Linked DNA regions of Homo sapiens: region 2 is linked to region 1. The links are chromatin contacts, found by Hi-C or POLR2A ChIA-PET in ENCODE. All regions are on one chromosome and are shown on one strand. The core of a region is the stretch at or near the end of the contact, and the rest is flanking DNA. Distances in the headings are between cores, read along the strand shown.

Region 1 (5,742 bases), core at 1,853-4,352:
CATCTCAAATCAACTGCATCAGAACCTGCATTTGAACAAGATCCCCAGGTGATATCTGTGCACATGACAGCTGGAGAGACACTGTCCTCTTTCATCACCTGCCTGCCCTTCCCAATCAGAGAGCACATTGCCTGGCCCACACTTGGAGCCAGTTTCTCTGGGATTGCTCATTACCCCACTCTTCTCTCCATCCACTCTAAGTCGCTTTTCACCTCCATCCCTGGCACACTTCACAACTGGAGGCCCAAAGCCCTATCTTTATTCAGCGTAATTCTCACATGTAGTCCCCTGGATTCCACCCACACAGATGTCCTCAGAGCCTCTGCTCAGTTCTAATCACCCCACACCCTGCTCCTGAAATGATCTCTCCATTCCAGCTGCACAGGCAGCCATGCCCCCAGGTGTCCCAGCCAGGTTCCTTGTCTCTTCATTCTCCTCTCCTCCTTTCTCTGTGCTTCCTCTACCCTAGGCACCCCCATGAAAAAATTTTCCAACTCAAGCATTGTATTAGTTCCTTCTTGCATTGCTATAAAGAAATGCCTAAGACTGGGCAATTTATGAACAAAAGAGGTTTAAGTGGCTCACGGTTCTGCAGGCTGTGCAGGAAGCATGATGCTGGCATCTGCTTGGTTTCTGGGGAAGCCACAGGAAACTTACAACTGTGGCCAGAAGGCGAAGGGGGAGCAGGCATGTCACATGGCCAGAGCAGAAGCAAGAGAAAGGGAGCGGGGGGGGGGACGTGCCACACACTTTTAAATGACCAGATCTCGTGAGAACTCAGGATCGCGAGGACAGTACCTAAGGGATGGTTCTAAACCACTCATAAGAAATCCGCCCCCATGATTTAATCACTTCCCAGCAGGCCCCACCTCCAACATTGGGGATTAGATTTCAACATGAGATTTGGTCAGGGACACACATCCAAACTACATCAAGCATCCTGCCTGCCAGGGGATAATCCAGCCCCATGCTGCCTATTACTGCAGCCATTTACCACTGGTGGCTCATCTGAATTAAGATATGCTTAAAGCGTAAAATACACTCCAGATTTCAAATATTTAGTAAGGAAAAGAGAATGTAAAATATTCGTTAATAATTTTGTACTATCAATGATATGTTGAAATGGCATTTCAGATATACTAGGTAAAAAACTTAAAAAAAAATATTTCACCTATTTCTTTTTCCCTTTTTAATGTGGCTATTAGATAATTTAAAGTTACACATGTGGCTTCCATTATAGTTGTATTGGACAGCGCTGGTCTGGCAGGATACTGTATGGATTAAGAAGGCAGGTACCAGAGTCCAACTGCCTGTGTTCTGTTCATGAAAGAATGATTCTGAGACTTATTTAAAAGGTAAGGCAGGGTTTATTTAAGACTATCACAGTAGGGGTACTGCAATAGGGGAGGGAGATGGGGATCAACTCTGAATACAGAAAGGACAGGTGGGGGATTATAGTCAGTGAGCAGAGTAAGGAGAGTCAGTGGATGAAAAATTGCGAAGAGGAGACACCCAGGGTTGGGGAATTCTTGCTAAACTGACCTAACAGGATTCTTGCTAAAGGCAGGTCAAGGACTTATACATTAAAGGTGGGGGATGAGGAAATTGATCAGATTTCAAGGGTGATCAGAGATCAAAGGTGAAGACATTTTGCTAAACTGACTTGACATGATTTTTGCTGTGCAGGACTGGGGCCATATTTGAGGCCTAGTCGAATAGAGGGCTCAGAGGAGACGAACTAAGTTTGGGCGAGGAGAGAGTGTTTGTCAGTTTGAATCCCAGCTCTGCCGCTGTCTGGCTGTGGGTTCTTGTTGAAACTGGACAACCACTCTGTGCTCAGTTCCCTTCTCTAGAAAATGGTGATCATAAAAGTACGCACTTGGAGTATTGCTGTGAGGGTCACAGGAGATGATGTGTGCTAAGTTCTTGGCCCCTTGCCTGGCATGTAATTATCACTCAATAAATACAAGCATTTGTTATTATTTCCATAAATATTTGGGAGGACTGATTCTGAAACCTCCAGGGATCCCGAATTTGGAGCACTGGAAATGCTAACACAGATTCCCGGTTTCCTCCCACTTCACATGTCTTGTAAAGCTCCATGAGCACCCAGTGCCATTCTCCTACCACAAGTTGATGGTTATTTCTATATCCGCTGAAAGTTTCTCTTCAACCACATGACCATTTTTTGCCAAGAAACAGAACTTCCACCGTGTCGCAAGTTCCACAAAGCTAAGGTACTGGTGCTCCCCAGCTACGAGACCCAGTTCCCCTCCATAGTTCCAGATGCACACCATCCAAATTCATGCTTCATTCAAATGGCGCATGACTGTGGATCATGGACCTCTGGGTCATTCACAAATCCTGGAACTTCAGAGGTAATTTGGGAAGGCCAAGGTCAGCCCACTTAAAACAGTTCTCTCTCTTTCTCTCCCAATTTGAAATTCCTACTAACCCCAGAGTGAGCAAGTTACAAGGGAACATTTGTTGTGAGAAGACATGGCAGGCCAGGACCATTGGCCAATGTTGGGCCATTCAACATGTGTCATTGTTGGAAATGGGACAGATAGTCTAATTCTCTAGTGAGGAGATTTAGAATTATGTGGAGATAGGAGAAATTCATTTCTTTGCCAGTAATCTAGCTCATCCTGTTAGAAAAGCCTTAAAAGTGCATCGTAACAGAGACAGCTGAGTCTGACACCCAGCCCTGCATGGGTAAAGTCAGCTCCATTTATTGGACCTAGATGTAAATTTTGGTAAATAGGCTCTTATCTTTCAGGGAGGGTTTTCTGAGAGACCCTTTGCCCAGCAGAGACCTCGGGGAAACCAAAGATGGCAAAGAACTATCCACTCTGTTCTCTGGCCCTATCTCTCCCAACTTCCACCTTTGCTCAGGTAGGTGGAACCTTCATGTAAATGGTTCCCTGCTTATAATGCACATTGGAATTGCCCAGAACGTCTGTTCAAAATGCAGGCTCCAGGGTCCAATGTCCAGGTTGAGAAAGCTGATATAGCACCCAGGGATCTGCAAGTTAATTTTTAAAAGAAAGTCACATGGGGCAGTAATTCTAGCAAACCTTCCTCCTAGGCCGCTGCAGAGCTGTAGAAACCCAGTTGCACAGGGCTTTATGCCTGGCAAGGGCACCCCTTGCTGTGTGCATCCCAGAGGAGGCACGTCTGAAGTCTGCAGAGGAAGCTTCTATCTTCCCTTCCAACGAATTCCTGCTCAGGCCAGCAAGGAAGAGAGTTTGAGTTGTTTATGGGGTAAGAACAAGAAATCTGTTCTGATTGCACTTCACAAAACTGCTTTACACAATTGTGACTTGCTTTACCATTGTCATTTACTGTGGTGATCCAAATGAATCAGCCCCAGTCTCTGGTTTCATTCCGCCCCTTAAGCCTTCCCAGGATTTAGTGCTCCTGAGTCCCTTTCCACTAGGCCAGCAGGCCTGGATCCCTGCCGCTAGGTGCACTGTGGAACATTTGGAGAGCTTCTGTTATAATGCCAGTGCCCAAGCTCCACCCTGAATCATGGAAGTCAGAATTGCGAGGGAGGAGTGGGGCCCAATGTAATGCTTTCTAGCCACTCCCTGGGTGCTACTGATGGTAGTCAGAGTTAACATTTGTGCTAGGTTTTCTAGCCTGGCTGCACATTGGACTCCCCAGAGCAGCTTTAAAAATCCAGATGATGCCCAGTTCCCACACCCAAAGAGACTACATTAGTTAGTTTAACATTTTTTCCCCAGCAATGGAGTGTTTCTAAAATCTTGCTCAAAGTTGAGAGCTGCTATTTAGGCCCTTCTCTTCTACAAGGAAAGTCCTAGCACAAACTCGTCCTGGAGTCATTATTAACTCAAACATCTTCAGGTTCCCTTGGGGGCCTAAGAGAGAAGGTTTGGCTCCCAGACGCCACGATGCCCAGGAATAGAGGGCTCTCGCACTCAACTGGGGGCTATGTACATGTTTGTTGACAAATGGAACTTTGCTCAGCCTGAGAGCAAACCCCGTAGTTCAGTGGGTTTGCAGACTTGCAGTGCTACTCAAAGTGTGGTCCCTGGACTAGCGGCACCAGCATCAGGGAAACTTGTTAGAAATGCAGATCTTCGGGCGCCACTTTGGACCTACTGAATCAGGGGTGCTTGTCGGTGTGGGGCCCAGCAATCTGTGTTTAGTAAGCTCTCAGGGTTATGTTGGTGCATGCATGCTCTAGTTTGAGAAGCACTCCCGTAGTGTGCAGAGGAATCACCTAAGAAGCGATATTAAATGTAAGATTCCTGCACTTCCCTGCAGAGAGGCTGATCCTGGAGGTCTGAAGTAGGACCCAGGAATCTGTTCTATTAGTCAGCACCCCAGGATAAAAATGGTTCCAGGGTCACACCTAGAAAAGTCTAGTAGAAGCCATTTGCCCGCAAAGGACAATGCTCCATCTGGCCACGCATCCCACAGCCTGCGAGGCCTCCAGTCTTCCCTCCCAGGCTCACACCCCCACTCACAAAGCTTCTGGAGTATTAAGCCCTTTCCACTCCCCAGCCTTCCCTGGAAAATGGGCTAAACCAATCCACAGGGGGTGAAGGGCAGAACCGGTGTCCCAGCACCAGGGTTCTGTTGCAGCTTCAGAAGCCTGTATTTGTGGACAGAGCTCTTCCGAAGGTTCCAGGAGGATGAAAACATCCAGTGACTCCCAGATGTTGCTGGGCTGGATATATTTATTTCTAATAATGCTCCTGGCTCCACGCTTCCAGATGGACAGTCCCAAAGAGAATGGTTTGTTTCCTTTCGTCTTCCTCCACGATGCATTTTACGATTGCAGAGGGTCCTGCTTGCCATGTGTTTGCTTCTAATCTGTAAGTGCTTTTCCACGGGCTTGGCTCTTGGCAGTTCCCATATTTACCGAGGAGAGCACACGCCGTCAGAGGCTGGCTCCCGTCCAGCCTCCTCCAGAGTTCAGTGTTTGGAGGTTGGCAGCAGATGAAGAAGCATGGCCTCTCTGTCGCCGGCTCAAACTTTCAGGGCGTTTTGCCCCTCGCACTCAATTTCTGTTATCTTTGAGGGGCTTGCCTTTTAATTTGTTTCTCCGGCAGCCATGCTAATAAATGGGCCACGGCTGAAGAGCTGTCTGAGAAACAATAGCTGCTCAGTTCCATCAGCCAATTTGTCTCAGGCACCGTTTGTTATGAATCCTCCAAGCCCATTAACCCCTGAACCTGGGAGATGCTATCTCCCCAGGGATGAATTACCTTTATTTCCAGACATGTGTTTGCTCATTTAGTACCCTATTCATAAAAGCAGCCCTGTTTTGGCACTGTTTTCCAGAAATGAAAGGGAAGGACACATCATTTGGGAAGAGTGGCTGGCCATAGCCTAAGAATGATGGCTGACATTTACTGAGCAGTGACTCTGGGCCAGGCACAATGCTAAGTGCTTTTTCGGACATTGCTTTTCAGTCCTTGCCACAGTCCCGAGTCCTGGACAAAATCATGAAGTGCATTTTGCACAGGGAGCAGCTGAAGCACAGAGGGGTTAAATGACTTACCCAAGAGCACTCAGCTGTAAGTGGTGAAGCTGAGAGTTGAACCCTGGTACCTGTTTATTTTAAGTCAACTCTCTCACCAGCTGGCCGAGCTCCTCCCCTTGAGCTCTTCCCACTTGGGCTGGGGACAAGGAGGGACATTTGGGTCACAGGAAAGAGTTCATTGGCCTCTAATGATCATTACCAATGGATTTCACTTTCGGAAAAGAGGT
Region 2 (5,742 bases), core at 1,447-3,946, 83 kb after region 1:
TTGATATCAGGTAGATATGGGTTCAAATCCCACCTCTGCTGTCCAACCATGGACAAGCTCATCCTCCTCCCTGGGCGTCATTTCCTCATCTTTAAAATGGCAATGCGGCTGCTGATAACGCTGAAGACATAAAGCAACAGGACTGAGAGACACTCACAGCAAGCATTTGATAAACACGGGCTGTTTCACGATGGCAGGATGACAGGGCTTCAGTGTTGCCTCACCTCTGGGCTGGGACACTTACCAGGAGCTTAGCCTAAGGGACAGGATGAAGTCTTGGTAACGAGTGGTGCTTGAAGGATGTACTCAGGTTCCTCCCTACTATATGCCACTGTCTTCCCTCCTCTTTGCCTCTACTTTAGAATTTAACAGCCACAGACACTGATTGAACACGTGCATATGTGAGGAGCTGAGGCAGACTCGATGCCTGTCCTCCAGGCTCTCCCGGTCTTTCACCTGCCTGCTGAAATGCTGGCTGGGATCGGGAGTCTATCATATGCAAAGATCTAGCTGGACATGATGCATCCCTAAATCCTGCCCATGCTGCTGACCCTCCACTTCATGAGGCTCTGAGAAAGATGCCTTCTCAAGAACAGCAGGAAAATGTTGGCTAAAGCAGGCAGGGGCTCCACCCCTCAAAGCAAAGAATGCTGGTAAACTAGGTCATTGCCCATAGAGAACTGCTTCTTCCTAAGCGGCTGGGCCTAATTATTGTCAGGTCTGCAGCAGGGCCCCACCCCAGAGGCCCCCAGAGGCAGAAGCCCTAAGAGGCTTCCCCATCTCTGCCTAAGGCCATATCTGGAGCAGGGATCGAGGTGGAGTTGGTGGATCTGTGCCTCAGCTTCCTCACTGCTCCGTGCTGTGTCCTGTGCGGTGTCCCAGAGGTCCCCCATGGGATTGAGCCCATTGCCCCCAGCAGTCACCTGCTCATTAACTCACTCTGTATTGATTCCCTCCCTTCCCTCTTCACTTCCTCACTCCCTCACTGTGCCTGTTAGTGAAATGGGAGAAGTTCCCTTATCACCCTGGCAGGACATGTGCGACAGGGCTGTGGCTCTCTTCTTCAGTGCCCCACTGCTCAAACCCCTAGGGGGAGCATGCAGATGGGCAGGTCGTGGGGAGCGTTTTTGGGCTTTAACCCAACAGCAGCGTCTAGGGTTGTTTACAGCTCCCAAAGCCCCAATGGGTGGGTGTTAAAGTGCGCTCTTTCAGCTTTGCCCTCTGCAGGTGGCTCGTGTTAATCAGCTCAATTAGACCCTCTGCCTTATCACAAGGACAGAGGGCTTTCTGTATCCCAGGTCTTGCTCTAGTGTACCAGAAAAATCAGATCACATGTGGGCTTGGGGATGGGTGCAAGGTTTTATTGAGTGGTGGAAGTAGCTCTCAGCAGATGGATGGGGAGCCAGAAAGGGGATGGAGTGGGAAGGTGGTCTTCTCCTGGAGTTGGACCTCCCAGCAGTTAGACTTTCCTCCGACCACCCCCTGCTGAATTCCATGTCCTCCCGCCATCAATGGCCTGCCAGCATCTGCTGGTGTCTGTTAGTATGCTCTTCCGCTCCTCTGTTCCTCTCGACATCCAGTCACTTGTGTGTGTGTCCACTTAAGGTCTCTTGGGTTTATATGGGCACAGGATGGGGGGCGTGGCAGGCCATAGTGGTCTTGGAAAATGCAACATTTGGGCACCACAACAGGAGTGCTTGTCCTCATTATGTCCATGGGCACAGGCCTTTGGGTGGAGCCTTCACCAGCACCCTACCCTTCTCTACCCAGCACTTTCCTGCCCCCTCCTGTATCATTAGGATCACCTCCCACGTGAACTACTTGTACCCAAGCCCTTGCTGCAGGGTCTGTGGTTCATGCAGAGGCCACTCTTTAGAGAAGGGCCTTGTGGGGATATGGACAGCTGCAGCCTCAACTGTCAGCTCCTTCAGAGGCAGCCTCAGCTGCAGAGGTCCTGACCTGAGGTCCTGCTTCACCCAGGCAGCTCACACCTAGTCACTGTGTAAGGCAGGGTGTAAAGGCCAGGCCATTTCAGCCCAGCAAGGGGACAGTGACAGGCGATGCCCACTCCCTGCTCCCTGCCCCTGCTGGTTGGCTGAGCCTGGGGCTTTGTCAGGCCTGTGCTACAGTCTGACTTCTCCCTTTTCCTGATCCTCTTTCCTTCCCCTTCCCTTCAGAAGACTTGATCCCTAATAAACATCTTGCACCCCAAACTCCATCTCAGAGTCTGCATTTGGGGAACCCTGCCCACAAGATTCCCCAAAGCAAACCTGCAACTCAGATCTTACCTCACAATGTAGGTGAGCAAGAGAGGAGAGCAGAAGCCAATGCAACTCCTTAGCTGGTGAAATGCAACCAGAGAAAGAGAGAGAGACAGCCCAATTCCTAGGTAAAAAGAAGGGAAGAAATGGGATTGAGGAGAGAGAAAGAGATGACTGGGCCTCTTCCCACAGAACAACATTCTGGGACCATAACTCTCTGACCACAGGAAAGAGAGAAGCAGGAGAGAGAAAACCATCGATTTGCCTGGGCTTTTGAATGCAATGACCCTGCTACCTGAGGAATGGTGGCCCATGGAAATTCTTCCCTCACAGGTCCCCAGTTCCTCTGCCTTCCTCCCTTTGTCCAGGGAATGGTGCTCCTTCAGCCTGTAAGCAGCAGTTCTGCCAAACCTCATTAACCGGGTCCAGGGAATGAAATTCCACTCTGGCCTCTGCAGTGCAACACTCAGCCAAATTCCCTCCAGAAGCAACTGCATGGCCAACAGAGGAACCTGACTCACTGGAATTTGCTTTCTCAACAATCGTTGCGTTATGAAGAGAATGCCAGGCTTAGCGGGGTAGCTGTGGGAGAGACAGAACTAGAGGGTGTCTGCCCTTGAGGGGCTCTAGAACCTAGCTGCAAACTGACATGGACCCAAAAAACTACAGAGCAAAGCAACAGATGAAAAGTGACACGTAAATAGTTTTTGAAAAAGAAATGCCTATGGGAAACATCTTCAGCTGAAGTAGTCAAGAAGCTTTCAGAAGGAGGAGGTATTTGAGCCAATCAAATATCAGCCCTCTAAGCCAGCGCTGTCCAATGGACACATTATGTGAACTATAATGTAAGCCACATATGTAACTTCAAATTTTTTACTAGCCACACCAAAAAGGGTAAAAAGAAACAGGTGAAATTAGTTTTAATCCTACATTTTACCTGACCCCTGCATAATTCAAAATAGTATTAATGCAATAATTTTAAAAAAGAATTAATTTGATATTTTATGATGTTTTTTATGCTAAGTCTTTGAAATCCGGTGTGTATTTTACACTTATAGCACATCTTAGTTTAGACCAGCCATATTTCAAATGCTTAATAGTCACGTGTGGTTACTGACTACCATACTGCTCAGTGAAACTCTATGTTCTTGTTAGTGAAAGTGTGCTCATGGATAGGGAGTCTCAGTTTATTAGAAATGCAGAACTTCAAGCCCTGGCCCAGACCTCCTGAATCACAATCTGCACTTTAACAAAAAATCCCTGTCAATCTGTTCGAGCTGCTGGAACAAAGTACCTTACACTGGGTAATGTATTAACAACAGAAATTTGTTGCTCACAGTTCTAGAAGCTGAGATGTCCAACATCAAGGCACCAGCGATTCAGTGTCTGATGAGGACCTGGTCTCTGCTTCATAGATGATACTTTGTTGCTGCACCCTCACATGGTGGAAGGGCACAGAGCACACTTGAGCCTTTGTTTTTTTTTTTTTTTTTTTGAGACAGAGTCTTGCTCTGTCACACAGGCTGGAGTGCAGTGGTGCAATCTCAGCTAACTGCAACCTCCACCTCCTGGGTTTAAGCAATCCCTGTGCCTCAGCCTCCTGAATAGCTGGGATTGCAGGCACCTACCACCGTGTCCGGCTAATTTTCGTATTTTTAATAGAGACGGGGTTTCATCACGTTGGCCAGGCTGGTCTCGAACTCCTGACCTCAAGTGATCCGCCCATCTTGGCCTCCCAAAGTGCTGGGATTACAGGCTTGAGCCACCACACCCAGCACTTAAGACTTTTTTTTTATAAAGGCACTAATCTCATTCATGAGAGTGGAGCCCTCATGACCCAGTCACTTCCCAAGGGCCCACCATCTTAACACTATCACATTGGTATTAGGTTCCAACATGTGAATATTAGGGGGACACTAGCATTCAGATCATAGCAATCCCCAAATGAGCTCATGCTAAAATTTGGGAAGCATAGCTCTAAGACTTTTCCCTCCTCTCCACACAACCAGCCAGTCAGTCACCCAGTCCTGTTAAGTTCAACTTTAAAATATCTTTTGGATACATCTCATTTGTTGCCTTGCCTCTGCCACCAACTTGATGTAAGCAACTACTTTCTCACCCTGTTATAGGTCAAAGTGCATCCTCTAAAAAGATGTTGAAGTTCCAACCCCCAGGAACTGTGAATGTGCTCTTCTCTGGAGATATGATCTTTCTTTACAGGTGATCAAGTTAAAATGAGGTCATTAGAGTGGGCCTTAATTCAGTACAACTGTGTTCTTATATAAAGGGAAAATTTGGACCCTGAGAGAGACACACACAGGAAGAAATGCCACATGAAGACGATGGCAGAGATCAGAGCAATGCAGCAGAAGCCAAAGAACACCAAAGATTGCCAGCAAACCACCCGGAGCTGGGAGAGAGGCGTGGAACCGATTCTCCCCCATGGCCCTAGGAAGGAATCGATCCTTCAGTCACCTTGATTTCAGACTTCTAGCCTCCAGAACTGTAAGACAGTAAATTTGTGCGACTCCGAGCCACCCAGTGTATGGTACTTTATTCATGGTATGACAGTCCTAGCAGACTACTACGCACTCAAGTCTCTGTAATAGCTCCCAACACCTCTTCCCTCTTCCACTAGTGCCAACCCTTACCCTGAAACTCTGACCCACAAGGGTGCTCCAATCACAACCAGAGGAACCTTCTCAAAATGAAAATGGGAGCAGATCACTCTCCCCCGCCGCCCTGCCCTTCCATCGCTCTGCATTTCATTTCTAACCAACTCTCAGCTTTTAATACACGTTCCCTCACCTCTGATGATCTTTTCATTCCTCAACAGGCCAAGCTCTTTCCAGTTTTGGGCTCTGGCATATGCTGTTCCTTTCCCAGGAACGCCGATCCCTCTACATCCCAACTTGACTGCCTCTACTTATCTTCCAGGTGTCAATTCCTCAAGCAGCCTTTGTTGATCACCCAGCCCCCGGTATTCTCTCTCCTAACACATTCTCCTGTCCTTGATAAAGTGCCACTCAAAGTGTGGACCTGTTGCTGGGCCACCAACAGATTATTATGTGTCCATGTCAAGATGCGGAATTTGAGTACTTAGAAACTTTTATTGCAGCTTGACATCACTGTGACATCTAAGCAAGTGATCAGGGAACTCCTCTCCTGATACAGGATTTAGACCAGCTCAAATATTGCCCAACTCACATGGTACAAACTACAATTGTCCCTTGGTATCTGTGGAAGATTGGATCCAGGACCCCCATGTATGCCAAAATCCATGCATACTTAAGTCCTGCGGTCAGCCCTAAGGAATCCAAGGATATGAAAACTTTGCCCTCCATGTATGTGGGTTTCACATCCTGCAAATTCTGTATTTTCAATCCATGTTTGGTTGCAAATGTGGAACCTGCCCATACAGAGGGTCAATTGCAGTTACAATAAAAAATCTGGGCGTAAGTGGACCCGCACTGTTCAAACT

The links. A loop is a pair of places that touch in the nucleus more often than their neighbours do. ChIA-PET counts read pairs that join two places held with the same protein, here RNA polymerase II (POLR2A). Pooled maps may share reads with other maps.
Region 2: a loop to region 1 is called in a map of dorsolateral prefrontal cortex, with 2.9 times the contacts of the local background. The contact joins the enhancer-like site here to the promoter of LINC00870 in region 1. A Hi-C loop is called at or near these places in 4 of 168 maps with a recorded cell type or tissue (Right ventricle myocardium superior, ascending aorta, dorsolateral prefrontal cortex and 1 more) and 6 of 50 pooled maps. POLR2A ChIA-PET finds 5 or more read pairs at or near these places in 1 of 52 experiments (B cell).

The regions. Positions count from the first base shown.
Region 1 is chr3:72,148,155-72,153,896 of GRCh38, forward strand. LINC00870 (long intergenic non-protein coding RNA 870) reads left to right here and starts at 3,103. Exons shown (of 3, transcript NR_038221.1): 1 at 3,103-3,264.
Region 2 is chr3:72,231,860-72,237,601 of GRCh38, forward strand. No RefSeq gene overlaps it. Among named protein-coding and RNA genes, the nearest start is that of LINC00870, 83 kb to the left of the region's middle. Within about 2 kb of position 2,697, at least 2 of the 41 ENCODE cell types and tissues checked have a DNase peak (open chromatin) inside an H3K27ac peak, as active enhancers do.